Linked DNA regions of Homo sapiens: region 1 is linked to region 2. Evidence: read pairs that join two places in POLR2A ChIA-PET (ENCODE). Cell type or tissue: B cell. All regions are shown on one strand. Links, peaks and the distances in the headings refer to the core of each region. The heading gives the core; the rest is flanking DNA. Region 1 has its middle 14 kb from the start of RABAC1. Region 2 overlaps POU2F2 (POU class 2 homeobox 2).

The links. ChIA-PET counts read pairs that join two places held together with the same protein. Peaks named below come from ENCODE experiments on the same cell type or tissue, not always from the same donor. Only the 100,000 strongest peaks of a DNase experiment are listed, where the experiment ranks them.
Region 1: POLR2A ChIA-PET joins it to region 2 with 5 read pairs; 1 of 35 experiments calls an interaction of 5 or more read pairs at or near these places.

Annotation. Positions count from the first base shown.
Region 1 is chr19:41,943,944-41,946,846 of GRCh38, forward strand. No RefSeq gene overlaps it. Among named protein-coding and RNA genes, the nearest start is that of RABAC1, 14 kb to the right of the region's middle. RefSeq lists enhancers at 866-975, 1,426-1,475. In B cell, for the core only: no CTCF peak of the experiment used is centred there; DNase peaks (open chromatin) are centred at 648 and 1,538; H3K4me3 peaks cover 1,163 bases; H3K27ac peaks cover 2,500 bases.
Region 2 is chr19:42,112,743-42,115,645 of GRCh38, forward strand. All of the region lies in intron 5 of POU2F2 (POU class 2 homeobox 2), which reads right to left. Among named protein-coding and RNA genes, the nearest start is that of POU2F2, 18 kb to the right of the region's middle. RefSeq lists an enhancer at 1,569-1,728. In B cell, for the core only: no CTCF peak of the experiment used is centred there; DNase peaks (open chromatin) are centred at 1,439 and 1,839; H3K4me3 peaks cover 1,178 bases; H3K27ac peaks cover 2,447 bases.

The DNA.
Region 1 (2,903 bases), core at 221-2,720, 170 kb before region 2:
AGCCTCCCAGAGGATCTGAGTCTCTGTGTCAGTCACCCCTAACTAGGTATCTGGGTGATTAGCCTCAGACATTCCCACACTAAGGAACAACACCCCGGGCCGGGCACGGTGGCTCACGCCTGTAATCCCGGCACTTTGGGAGGCCAGGTGGGCGGATCACCTGAGGTCAGGAGTTCAAGACCAGCCTGGCCAACATGGTGAAACCCTGTCTCTACTAAAAATACAAAAATTAGTTGGGCATTATGGTGGGCGCCTGTAATCCCAGCTACTCAGGAGGCTGAGGCATGAGAATGGTTTGAACCAGGAGGCGGAGGTTGCAGTGAGCCGAGATCACACCACTGCACTCCACCCTGGGTGACAGAGCAAGACTCTGTCTCAAAAAAAAAAAAAAAAAAGGAACAACACCCCAAACTCCATCACCCCAAACTAGGTACAAATAACCACAAACCCTGGCAACTAGGTCTTGAGACTCAGTGAGCCCCAAATTGTATATAAATGTTAGGAACTCATAACTAGTAGCCCTCAAACCAGACATCTGGTTGCCTTCTCTTAATCTCCCAAAGATGGGCTTCTCATACACGAGAGTGACACCCCCAGGAGGCATCTGATGACACAACCCCAGCTTGGCACTGGATCTGCTGAGGGACATCTGGGCCCCAGCTGTCACCCCAGATTGATGTTCGGGCTCTCAGATGGTCATCCCAACCTCAACATCTGGGCAGCTGGGATTACACACTCCTAAACTAGACATCTGAATGTTTTGCCACAACTACCCACAATCTAAGGCATTTTGGATTTGAGCCCCAAACTTGGGCTCTGAACCACGCCCCCAGCCTCAGAACTCCCTAACTGAACATCATGGTAAGTCACTTCTATTTTGGATTTAGGGTCCCAGCCTTAATTTGTTCCCAGATTAGAATATAGGCCCACAGGCTGGGCGCAGTGGCTCACGCCTGTAATCCTAGCACTTTGGGAGGCCAAGGCAGGTGGAATGCCCAAGCTCAAGAGTTTGAGACCAGCCTGGGCAACACAGTGAAACCCTGTCTCTACTAAAATACAAAAAAATTAGCTGGGCATAGCAGCGTGCGCCTGTAGTCCCAGCTACTTGGGAGGCTGAGGCAGGAGAATTGTTTGAACCCAAGTCCCAGCTACTTGGGAGGCAGAGGTTGCAGTGAGCCAAGATCACGCCACTGCACTCCAGCCTGGGTGACAGAGCGAGACTCCATTTCCACAAAAAAAAAAGAATACAGGCCCACAGTTTCACTCACCCCTAAATTAACCTTCAGGGCCTCAAGGTCAGCAAAACCACAGCAAGTCACTCTCAAAATAGGCATCTGAGCTCCACAGCCACCCACCCACACACTTTGCATATAGCCTCCCAGTCTCAGATGTCCCCAAAACTAGGGCCTGGGGCACCCAGGCTCAGTGACCCCCAGACTAAGCAAGTGAGCTCCAAACTTCAGTCAGCCCTAAGGTAATCAGTAGGACCCCCAAATCAACATGTGGGCTGCCAACCTCGGTCACCGCTAAACCTCAAAACCAGTCACCCTAGACTTGACACCTGAGTCTCCGAACTGACTCACCCCAAACATGACAGGTGAAATGCCACAGGAAGTCACTTCTAATCTAGACAGTAGGCCCCCACTGTCGTCACTAATGTGGGTGTCAGTAGCCCCCATCCCCGGCCTCAGTGACGAAGCCACACAACTGCAGACATCTAGAGCTGGGTGTTGGGTGTCCCAAAACAGGAACAAGGGCTCACACGTGCCCAGAACTGGGCAGGAGGAACTCCAGGCACCCCAAATTCAGGATCTTGAGCCCCAGCATCCATCTTCTCAAAGTGAGAATCTGAGTCCTCAGTGTTAGTCACCCATAAACAATGCATCTTGACTACCACAACCAACCATTTGCCCCCAAACTAGGGTTTTTTTTTTTTGAGATAGGGTCTTGCTCTGTCACCCAGGCTGGAGTGCAATCATGGTGCAATCATGGCTCGCTGCAGCCTCAAACTCCTGGGCTCAAGAGGTCCTCCCTCAGCCTCCTGAATAGCTGGGACTGCAGGCAGTTGCCACTGTGCCCAGCTAATTTTTTTGTTTTTTGTTGTAGAGATGGGGTCTCACTATGTTGCCCAGGCTACTCTTGAACTCCTGCCCTCAAGGGATCCTCCCACCTTGGCGGGACTAGCTGGGACTACAGCCCAGCTAGTTTATTTTTATTTATTTTATTTTATTTTTTTTGGAGATGGAGTCTCGCTCTGTTGCCCAGAGCAAGTGGCGCAATGTTGGTTCACTGCAACCTCCACCTCCCAGGTTCAAGCGAATCTCCTGCCTCAGCCTCCCAAGTAGCTGGGATTATAGGCGCACACCACACCCCAGCTAATTTTTGTATCTTTAGTAGAGATGGGGTTTCACCATGTTGGCCAGGCTGGTCTTAAACTCTTGACCTCAGGCGATCTACCTGCCTCAGCCTCCCAAAGTGCTGGGATTACAAGCGTGAGCCACTGCACCCGGTCCAGACTAGGCTTTAGACCCACAGGATCCTCTTGTGTCCAGTAAAGGGCAGCTGGGTCTCCAGGGCCAGAAATCCCAAGGTTACCTGTGCCCCAGCCACAGCGACCCCTAGGCCAGGCATTAGAGCCTCAGTCTCCATCTTCCCCCAGGGGTCTCTATCACTGCCACCCACAGGTGTGGAGGTGCTTTGAAAACACTGGCCCTCCATGTCATAGACATGAAGCACTCCTCAAGTGGGTCCTGAGTCCTGGGGCCCTGACCTCTTGACACCTCCATTCCAAATACCCAGACTCCTAGCTTCAGTGACCTTCACACAAAGCTCCACACCGCTGGCCACACTCACTCAGAGACCCCACACCTGAGTACAGGAAACCCTTGACTCAGTTGTCCCAG
Region 2 (2,903 bases), core at 121-2,620:
TACAATGAAACAGGGAGACAGACCCCTGGAGCTGGGCCTGATATTCCAGACCAGGCCTTTTCAGTGATCTGAGCCAAATATTCCTGAGTCTTCTTCAGCCACCTGGACTTGGGCTTTGGCTCCTCCCTCCCAGCTCATCCATCCCTATTTGTGCGGCTACAGCCTGCCCTGTTTTCTCACTTTGCACTTGCCATTCCCACAGCCTGGAAGCCCCTTCCCAGCAAACTCCTTCCCATTCCCCTGAGTTCAGATCCCACCTCCTCCTGAAAGCCTGGACAGATGTGGGTCCTGATTCCCTCAGACACACATCACATTTCTCTTCCCACATTCCCATCACACTCAGTTGGTTTCTTTGGGAAACTTTCACTCGCTAGGTCGTAGCAGCCTAAAAGATTTTGTCAAGCTTTATTTGCCATGGTCCTATTAGGAAAATAGGAAATTTTCCCCCCTACTCTCCAATATAAAATGATGTTTTAACTGTTAACGTAAGTTTTCAATCAATGCCTGCCCCTACCCCAGACATTCTGAAATACTTCCCTGGAGAGATATCTCTCCTATCCTTGATTGAAAATCTGCCGCAAAACATCCCTCATTGATTCGGTAAATATCCACACAGCCCCCTCGGCAGAAGGCAGCACACTGAGCAATGGACAGACAAATTATAGAACTGTATTATAATTGCCCCTTCGTCTGTACAAGCTAGGAGATTGCAGGGAAGGATCCTGCCAAACTGTTTAACCAGCATTTACTTTGGAAGCTGACATCAGAGGGCTGGAAGGGGGGCTTTTCCTTGGTACTTTATATAATTTCAAAGGGATAGCATTTATGAGTGTTTTTTACTCTCTTTCCTGGGCTTCTTAGTATCTTTCAAGTGAAACATTTCTTAGTGGCTCACTGATGTGCTTGCTCCACTGCAGGACGGGGAGCCCCTCAGGGGCAAGGATGGCTGTGACTCACTCCTAAGTCTTCAGCTTCCTGCCATGGCCTGACACACAGGAGGCCAGGAAATGTTTGTGGAATGACTGCAGGATCAGAGCTTAGCAGGCATGAGAAGTGGACTGGGGGGTGGAGGTCATGAGATGCGGCCCGGGAGAGACATCCGAGCCTAGGAGCCGGGGAAGGCTGGAGCAGTGGGTAGGTAAGTCAGGAAGAGCTGGTCCCTCTGCAGCCTGGGCCCAGCACAGTGCCCATAGGAGGTGCTGTTGTAGAAATGACGTCAAAGGGCAACTCAGTTTGTGAGAGAGAATTCCCAGAAAACAAACTTGGCCCAGCTTTGCACTTGTTGAAGACAGAAAGGGAAAGATCAGAGCTGAGGGAAGCTGGGGAAGGAGGAGTGAGAGGAAAGGAGGAGGGGTTTAAGGAGCCCTTGACAATCAGGGCCTGGGCTATACGGCAGGTGGTGGAGGCTCAGCTTGCTGCTGCTGGGTCCCTGGGGAGCTGGGGGAGGTGGCTCTAGGAGTGCATAGGCAAGAATGTCTGCTGCTCACAGAGATGGTGGCCTGGCTGGGTCTGCGCTAGGCTGCCCTGTTCTGCCTTCTATCCTCTAGTCTTTGTTCCTTCAACTGATATTTCCTCGAGCAGATTCAGGCACGGCTGGGGGGAGGGAAGTCATCATGACTTCCTAGAGGTGTGGACTCCTGGGCTGGGGCTCAGATGAAGAGGAACTGTCCAGGTAAAGGAAGGGAGCAGACTTCCCGGGAAAAGAGAGAACAAGAGCAGGGCCACTGAGATGCAAAAGAGCTCAGCCCCAGTGAAGAGCCCCAAGCCCTTGGCGTTGCTCAGTAAAGGGCTGTCTATGCTACAAGGCAAATGGAACACCTGCTGCTGGAGTCTCTGGTGGCCGGGGTGGGAGGGGCTAGAAACCATGTTCCGTGAAGGACAGCTAAAAGCAGCAGCCGCGGATCATGTGGTTAGAGCCCTGGACTTCCAGGCCGGCTCTAACACTCATGCTTACAGAATAATCTGGGGCAGGTCACTTTACCCCTTGGAGCCTCAGCTGTGGGGAGGATTCATGGGAGCAAAGAGGCCATCACTGGCATGGTGCCTGGAAGAAAGGTGGCACCCAACAGACTAGTTACTGTTACTTCAAGAGCCAGGTATTGAAAGGCTACATCTGGGCTGAGCACCGTGGCTCATGCCTATAATCCCGCACTTTGAGAAGCCAAGGTGGGCAGATCGCTTGAGCTCAGGAGTTCAAGACCAGCCTGGGCAACATGGCAAAAACCTGTCTCTACAAAAAATATGTATATATAAAAAAATTAGCTGGGTGTGGTGGCATGCACTTGTAGTCCCAACTACTCAGGAGGCTGAGGTGGGAGGATTACTTGAGCCCAAAGAGGTCGAGGCTGCAGTGAGCCATAATCCGCCACTGCACTCCAGCCTGGGCAGCAAAGCAAGACCTCATCTCAAAAAAAAAAGGCTACATCTACAAGAGCCATCACGGAGCCATGCGCCCAGTTTACAGAGTGTCTCCACAGAACCAGGCCCAGTGGAAGGAAGTTCTAAGGAGGCAGGTTATCAGCTCAGTGTTAAGGAAAGTCCCAAATGGGAGCATTGGCCAATAATGGAACGGGCCATTATTGGGGTGAACTGTAACAAGGGAACAGCCTTACCAGGGCTGGACAGCTCCCTGCATGGACAGCATCTATATCTAGGGTTCTGTGGAAGTGGTTGGACGGAGTGAGAGAAAAGCCTTTTGTGGAGCAGTCACTGAGGGAAACGCCAGGCTAAGGGAAGTTAAACAGGTGGCTTTGCTGTAGGGCTTCCCACGACCTTCACTGCCCTGAAACTTGGCCACAGCTCTAAGGCTTATGAAAACCAGACAGACAACATGAATGGGTGAAAACCAGACAGACAACATGAATGGGTGACATGGGAAGGGGTGGACAGGAGTGGGCTGGAGA